Regions from separate parts of the Homo sapiens genome. Here region 2 is linked to region 1. Evidence: chromatin contacts called from ENCODE POLR2A ChIA-PET data. All regions are on one chromosome and are shown on one strand. The core of a region is the stretch at or near the end of the contact, and the rest is flanking DNA. Distances in the headings are between cores, read along the strand shown.

Region 1 (3,767 bases), core at 195-2,694:
AAACATGTATTATTTCTTTGCATTGAGATACTTTGTGTTTTAAACATCTTTACATAAAAGTGACAAGGATTCCTTTTCTTTTGAGACAGGGTCTCTCTCTGTCAACCAGGCTGGAATGCAGTAGTGCAATCACAGCTCACAGCCTCGAATTCCTGGCCTCAAGCTATCCTCCCACCTCCGCCTCCCAGAGTGCTGGGACTACAGGCGTTAAGTCACCGTGGCGGGGCAAGCACCCTTTGTTCTAAGAGTGCTGGACTCCTGATCACTGGCAAGCTGTTTCACATTGTTCTGCAACTTTTGGTGTATCCTTTGACAGCATCTGTGGAGACCAGATACTTATTTTGTTTTCATCCCGTTAGCCCCCCAGCAAGGTTGGTAGGGGGTGCGCAGATGGAAAAGCTCCAGGAAGGGAAAGGCTGGGGCTGGAGGCCTCTCCCTGAGGCTGCCGGGCCCTTCCCTCCTCCCAAACCCAGACTTCGCACGGCTTGGTCCGCCTTTCTTAAGCTAAGCGAAATCGTTTTGCGGCTTCTTCAGTCACCGGAACCACCACCTGCTAGAGGCCGGCTCCCAGGTTCTCCTCGTGGGACACCCAGGAAAGTGCCTAGGGAGGAGGAGGGAGTGGAGCGCAGGACGCGGCGCGGGGAGGAGAACGCGGATGGAGCCAGGAGTCACCCCTCTTTCCCTCGGGCGCCCGCCTCTTCGCGGATCGCGCCCGCACTGGGCTTATCCAGACACGGCGAGCGGAAGCCGGGGAGAAGGGAGCGGGCGCGGGGCGGACAGAGACCGCAGCGGGCGGGAAAGGCGACTGGCCGCGGCCCGACGGAGGGTCCCCGCGAAGTTGGAAACCGGAGACTTGGGCCCCTGCCCAAAAAGCAGAATCTGACGTTACCGAGGGAGAGTTCCCGACAAAAAAGGAAGTTTTTATCTGCTTCGGGGACCCAGCCAGATTTCGACAATAGAAAGTGTACTTATCAGGCCGGGGAGGACTTCACCAACAAGGGGCACCGGGGCGGGTCGCCAGTGCACAGGGGCGAGGTCTTCCTTGGACCCAGGCAAAGGCCGCGGGGTCCGGGCAGCGCGAGGTCAAGGCTGGGAGAGGGTTCTGGCGACAAAGGGCCGCGGCCGAGTCCTCGCTGAGAGCTGCCCCAGAGGGGTCCACGCGGAGGTTGGGCTGAGGGCTGCGGGCCGCCGGGGAGCCCTGGGCTGGGGACCCTCCCCGCGCCCTGGTCGCCCCTGCGCCCTCCCGCTCTGCGCTCGGCAGCCCCTACCTGGCTCCGGCCGCTGGCCCCGGGTACCGCTGCACCGCCGAGAAGTACAGGGCAAAGAGGAGCCCCGAGCAGGCAGCCGTGAGCAGGAGCAGCAGCCAGAAGAACGACCCGCGCGGGAGCCCCATACAGCCCCGGCCCGCGAGCGCCCCGTCCGCTGACGTCCCAGGCAGAAGGGAGAGAACCGGGTGGGCCGGGTGGCACTTGCGGAGGCGGCCGTCTTGCCCTGCCCCGCCCTGCCCGCCGGGTGCCTGCGGCGCCTGCCCGCCCGGCAGCTCCCTCTCGGCCCCGGCTGAGTGGCCAGAGGCTGCCGCACCCTCGGGAGCTGGGCGGCGGGTCCCCCGGGGCTGGAGTGTCGTCCCGGCGCCCAGAGCGCGCGCTCCTTTGGCCCTGCCCCCTGCCCGGGGGACTTCGGCAGCGGCCACTCCTGCCACTGCGCTCTCTCCAGAGCCCAGCCCCGGGAGGCCGCCAGTCTCGGGTTGGGCAGGGCGCTTTCCTCGCGCCGTCCGGGGCTAGCTAGGCGCGGGTAGACGCCGCCACCTGCTGCGCTGGCTGCGCTCTGCCCTCTGCGGGCCCGGCACTCGGCCTCTAGACTCTGTGGCGGGTGGGCGGCGGCCGGGAGGAGATGTGCCCGGCTCCCTCCAAAGGACCCTCAGATCTGTCAGTCTGCGGACGCCAGGACAGCTGGGAGGGGGCGGGCAGGGTGGAGGAGCAAAACCCGACAGCTCAGTCTCTGGGCTGGCGGTAGAGGGGGGAAAAGGGGGTGAGGTGGGGAGCTTGCCGTGATGGGTTTCGTGGGGGAGCTAAGGCTGTCAGCGCTTATTTGGTAACCATCCAGGGTGGCCAGTCCCCTCAATCGCATTGAGTTCCTTTCACAGAACGAGGCCAGTCAGAGAGACCACCTGAAATGTTCAGCACAACGGGTTCCCAAACTTATTGGCACCAGGGACTGGTTTCCTGGAAGACAATTTTTCCACGGAGGGGGGTGGGGGTGGGGGGGTTGGGGATGAAACTGTTCCACCTCAGATCATCAGGCATGAGTTAAGATGCTCTCATAAGGAGCCCGCAACCTAGATCCCTGGCATGCGCATTTCACAAAAGGGTTCGCACTCCTTTGAGACTCTAATGCCGAGGCTGATCTGAAGGAGGCGGAGCTCAGGCGGTAATGCTCCTTCCCCCTCCACTCACCTCCTGCTGCGATGCCCTGTTCCTAACAGGTCTCGGACCAGGCTTGGGATTGGGGACCCCTGGTCTAGCAGGCTCCAGCATCAGAAAGGGCTGGGAAGCTCAGCACCCGTGCTCTCTAAGTGGAACACTCCCTGGCAGTGAGTGATGGATGAGATGGGTGTGCTTCAGTGGCCACTGTTCGGCAAGCTGTGACATGCGGCAGGCTGTGACATGCCCCAGACTCCCAACTGTCAGCAGGCTGCAAGGATGAGAGGGACCTAGGCTACCGTGTCACGGGCCTTTGGCTCTAATCTGTTCTTCATGTATCCGAGGAAGTCTGGGTGCAGCAACAGGTACCTGTCTGATTGCAAGGCTTCCCGAAAACCTCCCAGGGCCTGGGCCTGTGGTCAGGAATGGCCATTCAGTCCATCCAGTCTCAGTACTCCTACCAAGTCAGGGTCACTGGAGGTCACTCACATTGGGCCAGTTCTTTCCTTCACCCCAAGACTGCTCAGCAGAGCCAGACTCATCTTGCTACCCCGCAGATGGGCACTACTTGGAATTTATGGTGTCACGACTTTCATTTCAATCTTTATGGGTTTACTTGTCAAAATTCCTGTAGATGTTACTTATCCCCTGATCACTGGCTTCTCACATTTCCTCAGACCTTCTCTCTGTGCCCATAAATATCCCTCCTAGCCCTTGCTCTCAGTAAGTGCCTTACCCTCTACTTCATGGAGAAAAGGAGAATCATTCATTAGTAATTTATTCAACTTCCACTTACAAACCTACAAACTTGGCCCCCACACACAGCCCAGCCTCTCCCTGCCGGGACTCTAGTCTTTTTTTTTTTTTTTTTTTTTGAAACAGCCTGTTACCCAGGCTGGAGTGCAGAGGCGTGATCTCGGCTCACTGCAACTTCCACCTCCCAGGTTCAAGCGATTCTCCTGCCTCAGCCTCCCCAGTAGCTGGGATTACAGGAGTGCACCCCCATGCCCAGCTTTTTTTTTTTGTATTTTTAGTAGGGATGGGGGCTTTACCACGTTGGCCAGGCTGGTCTCAAACTCCTGACCTCAGGTGATCTGCCCACCTTGGCCTCCCAAACTGCTGGGATTACATGTGCGAGCCACTGCGCCAGGCCTCAGGACTCCAGTCTTAAGAGCTGGGGAGAGGGTGCTCTCCTCCTGTGTGGGAGTTAACCCCCTATCTGTGTTAATAATCCAGGTCCACCTCCAATGCCTTAAATGGCAGTACTCCCCTCACACCAAGATCTCCTATCCACCCACCTGGAGTTCTCCTTCCTCCCATCTTCAGCCTCACAGGACCTCCAGGGTC
Region 2 (3,547 bases), core at 366-2,865, 410 kb after region 1:
TGAAGACACCTTTGCACCCTTGTGGGCCTGAGGCCAGCTCCAGAGGCATCCACAAGAACAGGTTTCCCCAGCCAGCCTGCACCCGCCAGCTCTGTGCCTCTCCAGGGGGCTGCACCCAAAGTCCTTTCCCTTTGTCTTGTGACTTCTCCAAAGATGTACTGTTCTCTGTGGAAGATGCAACATGATCTGGGATTCAAAGCCATCTCTTTGAGAACCAGGCATTCCCTGGGTGCTTCCTGTGCACATAGGCAACGTGTATGCTGGCTGGGCCTAATCCCAGCACTTTGGGAGGCCGAGGTGGGCGGATCACTTGAGGTCAGGAGTTCGAGACCAGCCTGGCCAACATGGCAAAACCCCGTCCCTACTAAAAATACAAAAATTAGCTGGGTGTGGTGGCGCACGCCTGTAATCCCAGCTACTCAGGAGGCTGAGGTAGGAGAATTGCTTGAACCTGGGAGGCAGAGGTTGCAGTGAGCTGAGATCCTGCCACTGCACTCCAGCCTGGGCAACAGAGCGAGACTCCATATCAAAAAAAAAAAAAAAAGAAAGAAAAAGAAAGAAAGAAAGAAAAGAAAAAGGCAGCATGCATGCTGATGCACGTCTGCCTTTCTCTTGTTAATCTGTCTTTTTGTTCCAGGAGGCTGTTCCAGCTGAGAACTTATGAGTATTGTAGGAACAAATGAGTTTTCCACCCCTACAAGCCCATGATATTTAATCATATCTCTCAAGGGAACTAGGGGTTGAATCTTCTCCCTTCCCCAGCTCAGCCTGCTCCAGTCCAGAGGCTGCAATGGGAAGGGGATGGGGCGGATGATCTGCCCCAGCCCTGGCAGAGAGAGGGGGTTGGGGGGAAGGAGGTGGGAACCTGCTAGGGTGGTCCTCACTCGCCTGGACAGCTTCCCCTCTTGGCTTCCAAGGGCTCCTGGAAGGTTCCCTGCTGGGCTCTGGGTCCCTGTGACCCTGGGGGATGCTCCTCAAATCCTGAGTAGTCCCATGTGACGTCCAGCAGAAGCCCCCCCGAGCATCCTTCTGGGCACTGCCCCATCCCCTTCCAGACGGCCCCACTGGTAGGGTCCTTGGGTAGCCCCTTGTGATTCTCTCTCTGGTCTGCAAGGAACACTCCCATCTCCTTGCCCTGACACACAAACCTGGGCCTGTAGGGCTCCCGCTCCACCACCCGAATGGCCACAGCCATTTCCTCACCATGGAGATGTTTCTGGGGGAGGCAGACCCCTGGCCCCCTCACTCACGCATTTCCAGGCTGGGCCAGGTGTCCATGCTTTGCATTTCTCTGCTGCAGGAGACACATTTCAAGGCTCTCTGCAGGGGGTCCCATGAGTTCTCCTGATGCAGAGACAGAGCGGGGACCCGCCTAGGGGCCTGCCCGCACCCACCCCCCAACCACAGCATGGAAATAAAGGAAAAGTCTTGAGTTCCTTCAGGAGAAATTCCAGGCACTAGCTAGCCTTGGAGAATAAATGAGCAGCCGGATAAGCAGGAAGATAGCAACAAACAAGATGAGAGCAACAGGAGCCTCCCAAGCAAGCCAGAGGAACAAGGTGTTTTGGTTCCTACAGAAACTAAAGATAACATCTTCACATATGTTCTCGAGTTGTTTTTCAGAAACCCCCACTGCCAGCCTCTATCCTATAGACCTCAGATGTGGGGAACCGAGGGCGGCACTCTGACTGCCGTTCTTTGTTCAGAATTTCATCCTGAGAGGCCTGGAGAATCATGCCCATGGCCACACTGAGGTACAGCCTCCATGTATGGGTTTACAACTTTACCTGCAATGCACCCCTCGCTTTCCTGAAATGCATCCCTGCCTTTAAAAACCCTTGCCTGTGCTCACGCCTGTAATCCTGGCACTTTGGGAGGCTAAGGTGGGCAGATCACTTGAGGTCAGGGGTTCAAGACCCACCTGGCCAACATGGTGAAACCCCGTCTCTACTAAAAAATACAAAATTAGCCAGGCGTGGTGGCAGGTGCCTGTAACCCCAGCTACTCGGGAGGCTGAGGCAGGAGAATCGCTCGAACCCAGGAGGCGGAGGTTGCAGTGAGCCGAGATCATTCCACTGCACTCCAGCCTGGGCGACAAGAGCAAAACTCGGTCTCAAAACAAACAAACAAACAAACAAAACCCCTGCTTGTGAGCCGTCGGGAGTTTGGGTCTTCAGCCTTAGCTGCCTGTTCCCCTCGCTTGGCGCCCCGCTGTAAGTGCCCTTTTTGAGACAGCTGGGGAAAGCAGAACAGGGACGGGGGAAGGGTCCCTGTTTTCCTTACACACCATGCTGACTGCAGCCATACTCAGCCATGCAGCCCTGTAACCACAAACGCTTCCTTTCACAAAAATAGGCCAAGTAAATCTAAAACACACAGAGTGCTTAAACCACAAATGTCGTGGCTGTTAACAGTAGGGACTCTCCACAATCCCCAAATGCACATCCCCAGCAAGGTCCTAGCCCGCCCTAACTGTACCTTTGCTTCATTTTAATGGTAAACATCATACCCCGGATGGAAAGTTGAGATGCTAATGAGACATGCGTCGCGTGAAGAAGCGTGACAGAGACTGTGCAGTCATGATGGACAGACCACCCTAAACATGCAATGATGTCATCTGGAGGAGGCCGGAAGGAAAATAAATCAACAGTCCGACCAGCTTTGGGGAGCCAGCTGCAGGTCTCTTCCTGTACTGTCCCCCTTGCTGCTCCAGCTGAAAGCCCTGATAAACTGCCTTGCTCAAGCCCATCTTAGACTCTCGGTCAACTTCTATTTTCTGAGGGTCCACTGGCTGGGAACGCTGTGCTCTTGGAAACTCTCCCTTCTAGGGTTCTGGGAGAGGGTGAGGGGGCTCAAGAGACCGGGGCGGTTCTCCTTCATCCTGCTGTAAATCCTGCACCTGACAGGGCAGGGTCCCTGGTATCTATAGCATCATCTCTCCAGCCAAAACTCAGCCCTGCTCTAACAGCCTGAGACAGTGCCCTTTCTAAATACAGTGCTGTGATATGATGGCAACTCACATGTATCAAGCATTCACTGCAACAAACACTTTGAGGGATTAGCTCGCAGAACCCTCACAGCCCTAGGAGCTAGACACTGCGTGCAGGAGAGGTAACTGACCCAAAGAATGCCTGGCCTCTGACCTGGTTACCGCGGAGGAGGGTGATCTCTAGGCCACACCATGTCCCTCCTGACAGGAGTGTCTTTGTTGCCCAAGGGCTTTGGCCCCTGGAGGGTCCAGCAATGCGGTTTATGATGGGGGCCTCAGGACATCCCGTATCAGTGCCGACCTCCAGAGGGACTGAAGAGGATAGGTGAGTCACATGGTTAGCGTGTGATGGAGCCCCAGGAAAAGCTCTGGACCCCAAAGCCTCAGGTGAGCTTCCCTGGCAGGAAGCACTCTTGAATGTTGTCAGGCATTAGGGCCAGGAGGTGGGAAGACCGCCCAGGGTTCCCTGGGGAGAAGATGGCCAGAGGCTCCGCGTTTAGATCCCATCAGACTTTGGCCTGTGCATCTTGTCCCATGGCTGGTCCTAATTTGTAACTT

What was found. ChIA-PET counts read pairs that join two places held with the same protein, here RNA polymerase II (POLR2A).
Region 2: POLR2A ChIA-PET joins it to region 1 with 16 read pairs in activated T-cell. The contact joins the enhancer-like site here to the promoter of ST6GALNAC2 in region 1. POLR2A ChIA-PET finds 5 or more read pairs at or near these places in 2 of 52 experiments (activated T-cell and activated naive CD4-positive, alpha-beta T cell).

What each region holds. Positions count from the first base shown.
Region 1 is chr17:76,584,416-76,588,182 of GRCh38, forward strand. It overlaps ST6GALNAC2 (ST6 N-acetylgalactosaminide alpha-2,6-sialyltransferase 2), which reads right to left and starts at 1,445. Exons shown (of 9, transcript NM_006456.3): 1 at 1,269-1,445. The coding sequence starts at 1,393. RefSeq lists silencers at 1,202-1,541, 1,592-1,881 and enhancers at 1,750-2,431, 2,432-3,112.
Region 2 is chr17:76,995,861-76,999,407 of GRCh38, forward strand. No RefSeq gene overlaps it. Among named protein-coding and RNA genes, the nearest start is that of SNHG20, 91 kb to the right of the region's middle. RefSeq lists enhancers at 2,051-2,591, 2,547-2,626. Within about 2 kb of position 1,616, at least 5 of the 41 ENCODE cell types and tissues checked have a DNase peak (open chromatin) inside an H3K27ac peak, as active enhancers do.